2 separate regions of the Homo sapiens genome follow, and region 2 is linked to region 1. The links are chromatin loops, found by intact Hi-C in ENCODE. Cell type or tissue: B cell. All regions are shown on one strand. Each heading gives the region's core, and the rest is flanking DNA. Links, peaks and the distances in the headings are about the cores only.

Region 1 (6,798 bases), core at 836-5,835:
TGTTCTCAGGGCTGTCTGTGGCTCACTGTGTCCCAGGAACAAGGCACTCAAATATGAAATGCTGCCTGAGGACACAGGTCAGGGAATTCTAGATATAGTGCTGACCTGGCTCAGTCCTGGGTACCTGCATTTCAGTGGCAATGTCAGGAGATGGGGTTAGGTATTAGGGTAACTGGGGACCTGAGACCAGTAAACCTCTATGTAGGACATGACAGGAGAGTCAAGGGGAGGCTCCACTGTGGCTGAGACAAGCCAGAGGCTGCTCCTTGGCCACGGGGGAAGTAGGTCCCATGGATGTGACTTTCCTGCAGCTCATCCCACTCAGGACCATGGGGACTGCTGAGCGTGGGTTTCTTGATCCCTCAGCGCCTGTGTTCTCTTCTCCTCTCTTACACCATTGGAGCTTCTTGCTGAATCAGGGTCTAGTGGTGAGTATGTGGAAAGACCACCACATCTCAAGGTCACCTTTTTCTGCATGGGGAGCAGCAGAAACATTGGGCATTCCCGTGGAAATGGCTACGGAGGCCTCCCAGAAAGAGCCCCCAAGTTTATGACCTAGGACAGCAGTGATGGTCCCTCAGGGGTCCCAGCCTCATTCTCCTGCTCTGGGTTTATCCACACAGCCTCCTGGAGCACCTCTCGGCTCCAGCCTGAGGACTGGCTGGTTATCAGTGTCACACAGCTGCATCCTGACTCCATGTTACCAAGGGTTCCTGTTCCATGTGGAAATGAGAGAAAGATCTCCCCACTCATCCTGTCTCCCCATCCCTCCTTTATCCCTGCCTGTGACCAACACCAGTTCATGCCAAGACTTCGGCTGTCACTTGTGTTACTGAAGCAGAGCACAAGTTCAGTAAAAATAATCCCTTTTCTTACTGGTCTCCCAATGCAAACAGAATCAATTTGTTTCTAGAAGCAAAAGGAGCTGCCCACACATGGTGGGTGGGGATGAGGTAGGGACAAGAAAGAATCCACCCTGTGTGACCCAGAGGCCCAGAAGCCTTTAGTCTGGTTCCAAAGGTGTCTCCTCCTCTTGGTGCAGTTATGCTGACCATTTCCTGAGCTCAGAAACTGTGCGAGAGATGCCAAGAATGAAGAATCCAGCCTGTGTGACCCAGAGACCCAAACGTGAGACAGGAAGTCTGATGCTTAAGAAAACGTGGGTTCAGCATTCTGAAAGGTCTAGATATGGCTTGGCCTAGAGCTGGTGTAGAAGAGAAGCAAGAGAGATGCTCAGCCTTAGGTGGCCCAGGCACAGCGGTCCTGTCAAGGGGTTGAGCTCTCTGCAACATGGATATCCTGCAGAGACATACTTGGGAGGCTGTGATCCCAGAATGACACAAAAATGCTAATGGAAATGAGCAGGGGATTGTTTATGGGGGAATGGGGAGACAGGTGTGGGATAAGATGTGGTAAGGAGAATGCAGCCTGAAGAGGAGACTGTCCATTGTGACTCATAGGAGGAGTAGGGCCGGGGCCTACAGTAGTGATAAAAGGAGGACCTGGAAGGACCTGGGCCCTGAAGACACACAGAGACTGGAGTTTTGGTCTGTCTGTGAGGGTCCCATGAGGATAAAAATCCATGGTCAGTGTCCTCTGTCCAGGGCTCACTGTCCCAGCTGTTGTCCCTCCTGGATCCTCTGGGTGTCCAGATTCCGTAGCTGTGGACCTGTTCTCCTCTCTGTCCTCAGCCTAAGAGCTGATGGGGCATCCACCAGGAAGCACATCTGTGGGCAGGGAGGGGGCCATGGGCAGCCTTGTCCTGTATGTGAGGCACTGCTCAGCCTCGGTGATCCCTGTTCATTAACGTGGGAGGAAAGGAAAACAAAATTCACTGTGAACATCTATGCATCATCAAAGAAAAAGCAATGAGCCAAACAGGAAGTGAAGCCCAGCTCTAATAGTTTGTTTCTACTTGGAAATAAATAAAACTTAATATGCCTGATGTGTTACGTAAATGCAATAAACATTTTTTGAAAGCTATAAAAATTATGTAAAGGAACATGGCTTACACTAAAAGGAACACTTAAAATAATGACACCCTTGAAATGCAATCCCAAAACACAGCATACATTTTATTTCAGTTCCATATATGGACTGGTTTTATTTAAATGTCTATATTAAATCTCACTATTCCATTTTTAAATGGAGCACTTAAAATCTCATTCTACGGCAACTGCCTGGTGATACATTCACCAGTGGAAATATCAACAAAACCATCCAGCTGTTTTCCTCCATCCCCATAGAATTCCCCAAACTAGTAATTATTAAGAGCCCAGGATGTATCATGCCAGAATTCATGCAGTCATAGGCATAACCTGTTTCATTTTTCATTCTGATCAACAGAATTACAATTTTTCTTAAGCTTGTTTTTAGCTTATTAGATTCTAGTTGTCATTACAGATCAAAGATAAATAATTTTCTATCATCCTTAAGCCACCCCCATAACACTCACTACTGAATTTGAACCATAATTTTTCCCTAAAAATCCTAGTTGGGGTGCTTGATGTTGAGAGCTAACACGTATCAGGCTCACCTGAGGACAGACTCTGGTTAAACCAAGTTAAAATTTTAATTCTTCCCATCTTCAAAGACTGAGCATCTTTGCTCTTTTTGTTCATAAGTGAAACACTCCAAAGTCATTTGCCAGGATCCCCTGCAGATGAGCATTTAGTGTACAGACTCCTAGGCAAGATCCCTGGTCACAGTATCCAGATGACTATGACTGCAAATCTGGGGAAGTAGAGGGAGAACAAAGATTTACCAGGAAAACCCTCTGGGAATTCCTCCCCAGGGAATCCTAGAGGAAAGAGCTCCCTTTCTCCTCAGCGCCACAGGATCCACAGAGGAAGGAGAGCTCTAGCCACCAGGAAGGAGCCACATGAGAGGAGAGGACCTGGTGTCCAACACAGGTGGGGAGGTGAGTCCATGGGGCTGGTCCCTGCTATGGGCTTGATCCTGACATAGGACTTTATGTAGATACCACCTGAGTCCTCTACAATGTACAGCCAAAGAGCCATGGAAAGATTCACTCCTGAGGAGTCTGAAGACTCCTCAGTAGAGCGTGAAGATAGCCCTGAAGTCACAGGGAGGAGACACAGACACCACTTGGCCTGCCTTGGACCTGAGAGAGGGGGCAGTGGACAGAATGGGGGGAGGAAGCCATGTATCTGAGAGGTTCTGGTCACCTTATCATAGAATGGTTTACCTTGATCTGGACACCAGAGGGCGCATGGGGATCATTCCTGAGAAGACAGGGGTGATCAGAGCAGAACCAGCCGCCTGCCCTGCCTGGTGTCCTCTGCTCAGGGCTCACAGCTGTGTCCTCCCCACCCCCTGGGACCACAAAGCTCCACCCCTGCCACCCCCTGACATCCTCAAGCCAAGGAGCCTGACCCAGGGCTCAGGGTGGGGTCACAAACCTGGGGGGGGTCTGATTTGCATGGATGGACTCTCCCCCTCTCAGAGTATGAAGAAAGGGAGAGATTTGGGGGAAGCTCAGCTTCAGCTGCGGGTAGAGAAGACAGGACTCAGGACAATCTCCAGCATGGCCTGGTCCCCTCTCTTCCTCACCCTCATCACTCACTGTGCAGGTGACAGGATGGGGACCAAGAGAGAGGCCCTGGGAAGCCCATGCGACCCTGCTTTCTCCTCTTGTCTCCTTTTGTCTCTTGTCAATCACCATGTCTGTGTCTCTCTCACTTCCAGGGTCCTGGGCCCAGTCTGTGCTGACTCAGCCACCCTCGGTGTCTGAAGCCCCCAGGCAGAGGGTCACCATCTCCTGTTCTGGAAGCAGCTCCAACATCGGAAATAATGCTGTAAACTGGTACCAGCAGCTCCCAGGAAAGGCTCCCAAACTCCTCATCTATTATGATGATCTGCTGCCCTCAGGGGTCTCTGACCGATTCTCTGGCTCCAAGTCTGGCACCTCAGCCTCCCTGGCCATCAGTGGGCTCCAGTCTGAGGATGAGGCTGATTATTACTGTGCAGCATGGGATGACAGCCTGAATGGTCCCACAGTGCTCCAGGCCCAGGGGGAACAGAGACAAGAACCCCCTTCCTTTTCTGCCAGGAGGGTGAGCCCCGGCTGCTGCTGCTCAGGCCTGGCCTGTGGCTTCTGCTGCTGCAGCTTCCCCCATGGGTCCAGGGATATCCAGGGCCCTGCCTGAGAGTGGAGGCTCCTCCTCCCCTGAGTCCTCAGAGTCAGGAACAGGGTGTCCAGAAAACAAAAGCAGGGTGTCCTGCTCCCTGTAGCTTGGGACACAGGGTCTCTGCACTGAAGTCCTGGGCTGAGGTGGCAGGTCCAGCTGTGTCATCACAGACCCACTTCTGTTGGGGAACCTGTGTCTCCATCATCCTACTTTTTCCATTTCCAGGAGTTTCCAGAGTGGTGTCTTCCTCCCCCTTCTCCTCAGTGTGAATCCCTGTGCTTCCTTTCTCTCCAGCCTATTCTTTTTTTAATAAAACTCCTTTCATGTAGGAATAATGCACATATAATAAGCCACCCATATTTACAATAGGGAATGAGACAAATTTTGGCATTTCTATGGATCCTTGAAAACATCACCACCACCGGGAGCTATACAACATACAACCTGTGACCAACCCCAATAGCTCCTCATGACCCTTGTCACCTCATTCCCTCCCCCAACACCCTCCTTGGAAGTTGCAGATCTGCCTCTGTCACTACTGTTTGGTTTCTCTTTTCTGGAATGTATCAGTGTTATCAAACATTATCTTCCCATTTGTTCAGGCTTCTTTCACTCTGCACACTTCTTTTGAGATTCTCGCTGTTGTTGCTGCATTGTACCCATCTCGTAGAGGGCTCCTTACTATCTTTGAAGGTCCTTAGGCCATTTTTTTCTGATTTTATTTATGTATTTATTTTAAAGTTTGAATTTATTGTGCATCCAAATCAAACTTTAGGGGCAATGTTCATCTAAGGTGACAGGACAGTCTGTGATGGCTTGTCGGGATTCTTGCTTCTTCATCTCTTGCTTCTGATTCTCTCTATAGTGGAAGAGGTTCTCGTCTTTCATTTATTTATATATTTATTTATTTACTGATTTATTTGGGTTTTTAAGGGTTTTAGTGATTTTTCTCTTTTTGGTTATTTTTCAATTTTTTTATTTTAATAGGTTTTTGGGGGACAAGTGTTGCTTTGTCACATAAATAAGTTCTTTAGTGGTGATTTCTGAGATTTTGGTGCACTCATCACCCAAGCAGTGTACACTGTACCCAATGAGTAGTCTTTTATTCTTCACCCCCCTCCTACCCTTTCTCCTGAGTCCCCAAAGTCCATTGTATCATTGTTATGCCTTTGTGTTCTCATAGCTTATCTCCCACTGATGAGTGAGAACATACAATGTTTTGTTTTCCATTCCTGAGTTACTGCACTTAGAATAACAGCATCCAGTTCCATCCAGGTCGCTGTGAATGCCATTATTTTGTTCCTTTTATGGCTGGGTAATATTCCATGGTATGTGTATGTATACATCACATTTGCTTTATCCACCTGTTGATTTATGGGCAGTTGGGCTGGTTCCATGCTTTTACAATTGTGCTGCTATAAACATGCGTGTGCAAGTATCTTTTTTGTATAACGACTTCTTTTTCTCTGGGTAGATACCTAGTCGTGAGATTGCTGGATCAAAGGGTACATCTATTTTTATTTCCTTGAGGAATCTCCACACTGTTTTCTGTAGTGACTGTACTAGTTTACCTTCCCACCACCAGTGTAAAAGTGTTTTGTTTTCACCACATCCATGCCAACATCTATTATTATTTTTATTTTTTGATTATGGCCATTTTTGTGGTAGTAAGGTGGTATCACATCGTGGTTTTGACTTGCATTTCCCTGATCATTAGCGATGTCAAACATTTTTCTATATGTCTTTTGTCCATTTGTATATCTTCTTTTGAAAATTGTTTATTCATGTCTTTAGTCCATCTTTTGATGGGACTGCTTATTTTTTTTCATAATTTGTTTGAGTTCTTTGTAGACTATAGACATTAGTCATTTGTTGGATGTATAGATTGTGAAGATTTGCTTCCACTCGGTGTGCTGTCTGTTAGCTCTGCTGATTCTTTTGCTGTGCAGAAGGTTTTTAGTTTAATTAAGTCCCATCTATTTATCTTTGTTCTTGTTGCATTTGCTTTTGGGTTCTTGGTCATGAAGTATTTGTCTAAAGTAATGTCTAGAAGGGTTTTTTTAATGTTATCTTCTAGAATTTTTACAGTTTCAGGCCTTAAATTTAAGTCTTTGATTCATCTTGGCTTGATTTTTGCATAAGGTGAGAGATGAAGATCCGGTTTTATTCCTCTACATTTGGCTTGCCAATTATCCCAGCACCATTTGTTCAATAGGATGTCCTTTTTCCACTTTATGTTTTTGTTTGCTTTGTTAAAGATCAGTTATTTGGCTCCATTTCTGGATTCTCTATTCTGTTCCTTTGGTCTACGTGCCCACTTTTGCACCAGTACCTTGCAGTTTTAGTGACTGTGAGTCAAATTATGCTAGAGTATAGTTTGAAGTTGGGTGATGTGATGCCTCCAGATTTGTTCCTTTTGCTTAGTCTTGCTTTGGCTATGCAGGTCTTTTTTGGTTTCATATGAATTTTAGGATTGTTTTTTCCAGTTCTGTAATGAATGATGGTGATATTTTGATGGGAACTGCATTGAATTTGTGGATTGCTTTTGGCACCATGATCATTTTCAACATATTGATTCTACCCATTCATGAGCGGGGGATGTGTGACATGATTTTTTCAGCAGTGTTTTGTAGTTTTCCTTGTAGAG
Region 2 (6,798 bases), core at 1,162-6,161, 160 kb after region 1:
TGTGCATGCACCACATTTTCTTTATCCATTCATTTGTCATCAGAAATTTAGGTTGTTTCCATGTGTTGGCTATTGTGAATAATGTTGCAAAAGACATGGGAGAACAGATATCTATTCAAGATTCTGATTTCATTTTGTTTTGAGATATGCCCAGAATTGGTATTGCTGGATTATATGGTAGTTCTATTTTTAATTTTTTAAGGAATCCCCATACATTTTCTACAATGGCTGTTTAGTTTACATTCCTTTCAACAGTGTACAAGAGTTTCTTTTGTCCACATCCTTGCCAACATTTGTTATCGTTTATCTTTTTGATAAATTACAGGCACGTGCCAACACACCTGGCTAATTTTTTATATTTTTGGTAGAGACGGGGTTTCACCATGTTGGCCAGGCTGGTTTAGAACTCCTGACCTCAAGTGATCCACTGCCTCGGCCTCTCAAAGTGCCGGGATTACAGGTGTGAGCCACCATGCCTGGCCTATTTTTTCTATTTCTATAAAGAATGACATTTGTGTATTGATAGGTCTAGCATTGAATCTGGAGATCACTTTAGGTAGTATGAACATTTAAGAATATTAGTTCTTCCAATTTATAAACACGAGATGTCTTGATATTTATCTGTATCTTCTTTAACATTCTTCATCACTGTTTTATAATTTCCAGTGTAAAACTCTTTCACCTCCTTCGTTAAGTTTATTCCTAAGTACTAATTCCTTTTGTAAATGTGATTGCTTTCTTAATTTTATTTTCATATATTTACTGTCTGTGTGTAGAAACGTCATCAATTTTTGTATGTTGATTTTTTTATCCTTCAAATTTACTTAATTTAGTTTTAACAGACTTTTTGTTATTGTGGAGTCTTTAGGTTTTTCTACACTTATGTTTATGTCATCTGCACACAAAGATTAGGATTTTAATCCTTCTTTTCCAATTTGGATGCGTTTCATTTCTTTTTCTTGTCGAATTTCTCTGGTTAGGGATTCCAGTGCAATGTTGAATTAAAATAAGTGGAGAGGGGGCATCTTGCCTTGTGTGGGATCTTAGGGGAAAAGCTTCTGTTTTTTTCCCATTGATTATGATGTTAGTTGTGGGCTTTTCACATATGGTTTTTATTGTGTTGTGGTAAGTTTCTTCTGTACCTATTTCATTTTATTTTTGTTTTTTTAAATATTTATTTTATAATAGAGATTAATTTTGCTATGTTGCCCAGGCTGGTCTTGAACTCTTGGGCTCAAGCGATCCTCCTGCCTTAGCCTCTCAAAATACTGGGACTACAGGCATGAGCCACTGTGCCCGGCCTATCACTATTTTGTTGAGAGTTCTTTTCTTTTCTTTTCCTTTTTTTTCCATTGCTTTCTTTTCTTTTCCTTTCCTTTTTTCCTTTCCTTCCTTTTCTTTTCCTTTCTTTTCTCCTCCTCCTCCTCTTCCTCTTCTTTTTTCTTTCCTCCTCCTCCTCCTTCTTCATCTTCATTTAAAATCATGAATGGATGTTGAATTTGGCCACATGCCTTTTGTACATCTGTGGACATAATCATATGTGTGTGTGTGTGTGTGTGTGAATCTTTCAGCCTGTGGATGCGCTATACCATCCTTGCACATGCGGAATCATCCTTTTATCCAGGGATAAACCCCACCTGTTCCTGATGTATGATCTTCTTAACATACTGTTGAATTTGGTTTGCTAGTATTTTACTGAGAATTTTTGCATTTAATATCTGTTAATGTTTATCAGAGGTAGACTGGCTTGCAGTTTTTTTTCTTTTCTGGTGTTGTCTTTGCTTTGTTTTGGTATCAGGGTGATCCCGACCTCATAAAACAATTTTGGAAGTGTTCCCTTTTCTATTTTTTGGAAGACTTTAAGAAGAATTAATATTAACTCATCTTTGAATGTTTGGTAGAACATTCAGCTATGAAGCCATCTGGTCCTGGGCTTTTCTTTGTTGAGATATTTTTGATTATTGAGTCAATCTCCTTCTTTGTTATTGGTATGTTCAGGCTTTGTATTTTTTATTGATTTGCTTTTTTTTTTAAGTTGACTGTTTCTAGGAATTTATTTATGTCTTTTAATTTATCTAGCTTGGTGTATAATTTTTCAAAATAGTCCCTTATGATCCTATTTATTTATTTGAGACAGGGTCTTTCTCTGTCACCCAGGCTAGAGTGGAGAGGCTTGACCACAGCTCACTGCAGCCACAACCTCCCAGGCTCAAGTAATCCTCCCACCTCAGCTTTCTGAGTAGCTGGGACTACAGGCATGCACCACCATGCCTGGATAATTTCTTTTTCTTTCTTTCTTTCCTTTCTTTCCTTTCTTTCCTTTCTTTCCTTTCTTTCCTTTCTTTCCTTTCTTTCCTTTCTTTCCTTTCCTTTCCCTTTCTTTCTTTCTTTCTTTCTTTCTTTCTTTCTTTCTTTCTTTCTTTCTTTCTTTCTTTCTTTCTTTCTTTCTTTCTTTCTTTCTTTCTTTCTTTCTTTCTTTCTTTTCTTCTTTTTTTTGTATAGATGTGACCTCACTGTGTTGCCCAGGCTGGTCTTGAATTCCTGGGCTCCAGAGATCCACCTGCCTCGGTCTCCCAAGTGTTGGGATTACAGGTGTGAGCCTTTTTATTTCTGAGAAATCTGTTGTAATAGCTCCTTTTTTCATTTTGGATTTTATTTGAGTCTTCTCTCTTTTTTCACAGTGTAGCTAAGGATTTGTCAACTTCGTTTAATTTTTCAGAAAACCATCTCTTAGTTTTGTTTTTTTCTATTATCTGTTTGATTTATTTCTGCTGTAATCTTTATTATTTCATTTTTTTCTGCTAAGTTTGGGCTTAGTTTGTTCCTCTTTTTCTAGTTCGTTGAGTTATAATTTTAGGTTGCTTATTTGAGATCTTTCTTCTTTTTTAATGTTTGCTTATCTCCATAAACTTCCCACTTAGCACTGCTTTTACTGCATCCTATAGGTTTGGTGTGCTGTGTTTTAATTTTCATTTGAAGATATTTTTAAAATTCCCTTTGGTTTTCCTCTTTGACCCAATGCTTGTTCAACATGTGATGTTTGATTTCTGCCTATTTGTGAATTTTTCCATTTTTTTTTACTGTTATTAATTTCCAGATTCATTTCTTGTTGTAAAAAAAGATTTTTGGAATGATTTAATTCTCCTTACATTTCTTAAGACTTGTTTTGTGACCAAACATGAGCTCTCTCCTGGAGAATATACCCTGTGCATGTAAGAAGACATTTTGAGAACCCAGGTGGTCTTTTCTCATACCATTTTTCTCACCCAGTGCTCATACTGAGGTTAGTTCATTTTACATCTAACATTTTCTCAGCCTGGAGCTAAGACACCTCATGTACCTTTGACAAAGCCATTCTAGCACAAGCAAAACGGTCCTGAGAACGAGTATCTTAGCCACCTGGTATGGCAGAGGACACATTCATCATGGAAAAAGTCTGAGGAAAAGGGTCAAGATTAGCATGGATCGAGGGTCTGGTCCTGAGCTGGGAGGAGAAAAAGGCAGGTTGGAGTGGGACCAAACCAGGTATTTCTATCTCTCACTTAGAATTGTGTCTTGGTACTTGAGATGAACCATCTGAGGCCACCAGGGGGCAGCAGGGGACTAGGTTGGAGAAGATGATTGATAAAGTTTATCCTGACCTTTAAGAAGCCCCTGAGTCGGCCGGGCGCGGTGGCTCACACCTGTAATCCCAGCACTTTGGGAGACTGAGGAGGGTGGATCATAAGGTCAGAAGATCGAGACCATCCTGGCCAACGTGGTGAAACCCCGTCTCTACTAAAAATACAAAAATTAGCTGGGCGTGGTGGCTTATGCCTGTAATCTCAGCTAGTCGCGAACCTGAGGCAGGAGAACTGCTTGAACCAGGGAGTTGGAGGTTGCAGTGAGCCGAGATGGCGCCACCGTGTTCCAGCCTGGTGACAGCGCGAGACTCCATCTCAAAAAAAAAAAAGTCCCTGAATCTCAAAAAAAAGAATGTGACTTTATGATTAACTATGAACAGCTGCTCATTAATAAAAAGCCATTAAAAAAAAAAAAGAAATCCCAAGAGCTACTTACCCTTGAATATCTCTAAAGGTACTGGGAAGCAGTGCTCCAAATCTGTTGTGGCCCAGTGAATTCCTTTTTAGAAGCACCATTAATGGTCCTAGTTCAACATGTCAGGCCCCAGCTTTAAACCACTGCAGGGGCAGGGGATGTAGCAGTGCTTAGAACCCACCTTAGCTGAGAGGACCAAGATGGTTGGGCAGGGGATGAGGGAAATGAGAAGTTCCAGCACTGTCTGAAGTCTCTGGGAGGAGGAGTGATTGAACTTTCCCACCCGGCCTGGGAGCAGCCTGTCCTCACATTCATCCCTCACAGCACAAAGGAGAAGTCCTGGTTTCCTCAGCCTGGAGCTCCTGCAATAGTGAGGGTTAGGATATCTCTGGACTGGCCTGATGTCCTGGGCACTCTCATGGGTTCAGTCTCAGGAAATCCATGCCTAGGCTGGATTAATACCCTCAGCTGAGCCTCACAGGGAAGCAGAAGTCTCTGAGCCCAGGCCCAGGTGAGGGTGGGGTGAGGAGAGGAGCTCAGGACACAGATTTGCATGGAGGCCCTGCCCTCCTCTGAGGCGGGGGGATAAGACAGGGCTAGAGGCAGGCCCGGTGCTGGGGTCTCAAGGCAGCGCTCTCGGGACATCTCCACCATGGCCTGGGCTCTGCTCCTCCTCACCCTCCTCACTCAGGGCACAGGTGACACCTCCAGGGAAATGGCCTTGGGGACCTCTGAGCTGATGCTTGGTCTTCTGCTCCTGCTCCTCAGGGTCACTGGACCCAGTACTGACCCAGTAGAGTGTGTTTCTCCCTCTTTCCAGGGTCCTGGGCCCAATCTGCCCTGACTCAGCCTCCTTTTGTGTCCGGGGCTCCTGGACAGTCGGTCACCATCTCCTGCACTGGAACCAGCAGTGACGTTGGGGATTATGATCATGTCTTCTGGTACCAAAAGCGTCTCAGCACTACCTCCAGACTCCTGATTTACAATGTCAATACTCGGCCTTCAGGGATCTCTGACCTCTTCTCAGGCTCCAAGTCTGGCAACATGGCTTCCCTGACCATCTCTGGGCTCAAGTCCGAGGTTGAGGCTAATTATCACTGCAGCTTATATTCAAGTAGTTACACTTTCCATAGTGGTCCAAGTTCCTAGGGAACTGAGACCAAAACCTGCCCTGGGCTCTCAGGCTCTGTCTTTGCTCTGAAGATGCTTCCTCACCCTGTGCCAGGGGCTTCCTGCAACAGGGCCTTGAGAATTCACTTCTCTGTCAGCTCCTCTCCTTTTCCATCAATTCCCAAAGGAAACCTCCTCTCTTGTTTACTCTCCGGGATATGACAGCTTCTTCTTCACTCGTATGACGGATGTCCTCTCTGAATTGGAAACTACTTCTAGCTCTTTAACAGGAAGTACATACCGGCAGGGAAATGCCTGCCTAGTGCAGTCCCCATACTTCTCCGGATGATCCTCACTTTATTATTTATTTTTATTTTTGTATGCACTAAAGTCGTCAATGTAAATCCTTACGTCGAATGCCTCCACTTCCCACATTGTGTAGCACAGCCTGGATTCAGTTCTTCAGAAATGACGTCCTCTTCAATGATAAAGGACCACTGCTCTGTGAACACCCCACTCTAGTGAAGATAGCCCACCTTGCTGGGTTATTCATGTACATCTTTTGTGGAAGCAGTAACCACTGTGTAAAGCTCCAAAGATGTTTTAAAGCAATGAAAACAAAGAGGAAGAAGTGTGTGTGTGTGTGTGTGTGTGTGTGTGTGTGTGTGTGTGTGTAGGGTCCATCCTGTTTGCCCTAATATCTCAGGTTGCCGAGCTAGGGAGTATTTGAGTGACAGACTTGGTGCCCTCTCAGGATCCTCCTCCTCTCACATCACTGAGTCCCTGTCCTGGAAACACCCTACAGGTGGACAATCTCCCCATAGTATGGAAGTTTCCAAAATGGCTCCACAGGGAAGAGTTGAGCTGAACACACCCACTCTTTCTCATGGGCATCAAATATATCTAATTTTTCTGGGGAAATCATCAATTTCTAGCTGGAATCCTGATTAATCGACAGACTGTGAGAATTAAAAATTTTAAAAATATTCAGACATATCCAGAGTCCAGTATTTAAATTCTCTGGAATTTTGTGAGCCAATCTTTAAACATAGTTATTATTGTAGTTTAGAGTTCATGAACCTGAATTAAATAGATTCTAGTAAACATAAAGTGCCTTAGTTGTCTATTGTTGCATAAAAATTACTCCTAAAATTAACATATTCTTAATGAGAACACATATGCATTAATCTGTTTTCGCACTGCTATAAAGAAATACCTTATTTATAAAAGAAAGAGGTTTAACTGGCTCACAGTTCCACATGGCTGGGGAGGCCTCAGGAAACTTACAATCATGGTAGAAGGCAAAGGAGAAGCAAGAACTTTGTTCACAAGGTGGCAGGTGAGAAGAGCTGGGGAGGGTGAACTTCCAAATACTTTTTTTTTTGAGATGGAGTCTCACTCTGTTGCCCAGGCTAGAGTGCAGTGGCGTGCTCTCGGCTCACTGCAGCTTCTGCCTCCCAGGTTCAAGTGATCCTCCTACCTCAGTCTCCGAGTAGCTGTTATTACAGGCATGCGTCACCAAGACCGACTAATTTTTATATTTTTAGTAGAGATGGGGTTTTACCATGTTGACCAGGCTGGTCTCGAACTCCTGACCTCAAGTGATTTGCACACCTAGGCCTCCCAAGGTGCTGGGATTACAGGCGCAAG

The links. Hi-C counts contacts between places; a loop is a spot of excess contacts. Peaks named below come from ENCODE experiments on the same cell type or tissue, not always from the same donor. Only the 100,000 strongest peaks of a DNase experiment are listed, where the experiment ranks them.
Region 2: a loop joins it to region 1, with 10 times the contacts of the local background. A loop is called at or near these places in 1 of 110 quality-filtered maps.

The regions. Positions count from the first base shown.
Region 1 is chr22:22,428,451-22,435,248 of GRCh38, forward strand. It overlaps IGL and IGLV1-36. Among named protein-coding and RNA genes, the nearest start is that of ZNF280B, 77 kb to the right of the region's middle. In B cell, for the core only: a CTCF peak has its summit at 3,206 (motif pointing right); a DNase peak (open chromatin) is centred at 3,241; H3K27ac peaks cover 1,184 bases.
Region 2 is chr22:22,583,523-22,590,320 of GRCh38, forward strand. It overlaps IGL and IGLV2-33. Among named protein-coding and RNA genes, the nearest start is that of LL22NC03-63E9.3, 28 kb to the left of the region's middle. RefSeq lists a silencer at 3,416-3,710. In B cell, for the core only: CTCF peaks have their summits at 3,575 (motif pointing right), 3,780 and 3,988; DNase peaks (open chromatin) are centred at 3,589 and 5,523; H3K4me3 peaks cover 1,039 bases.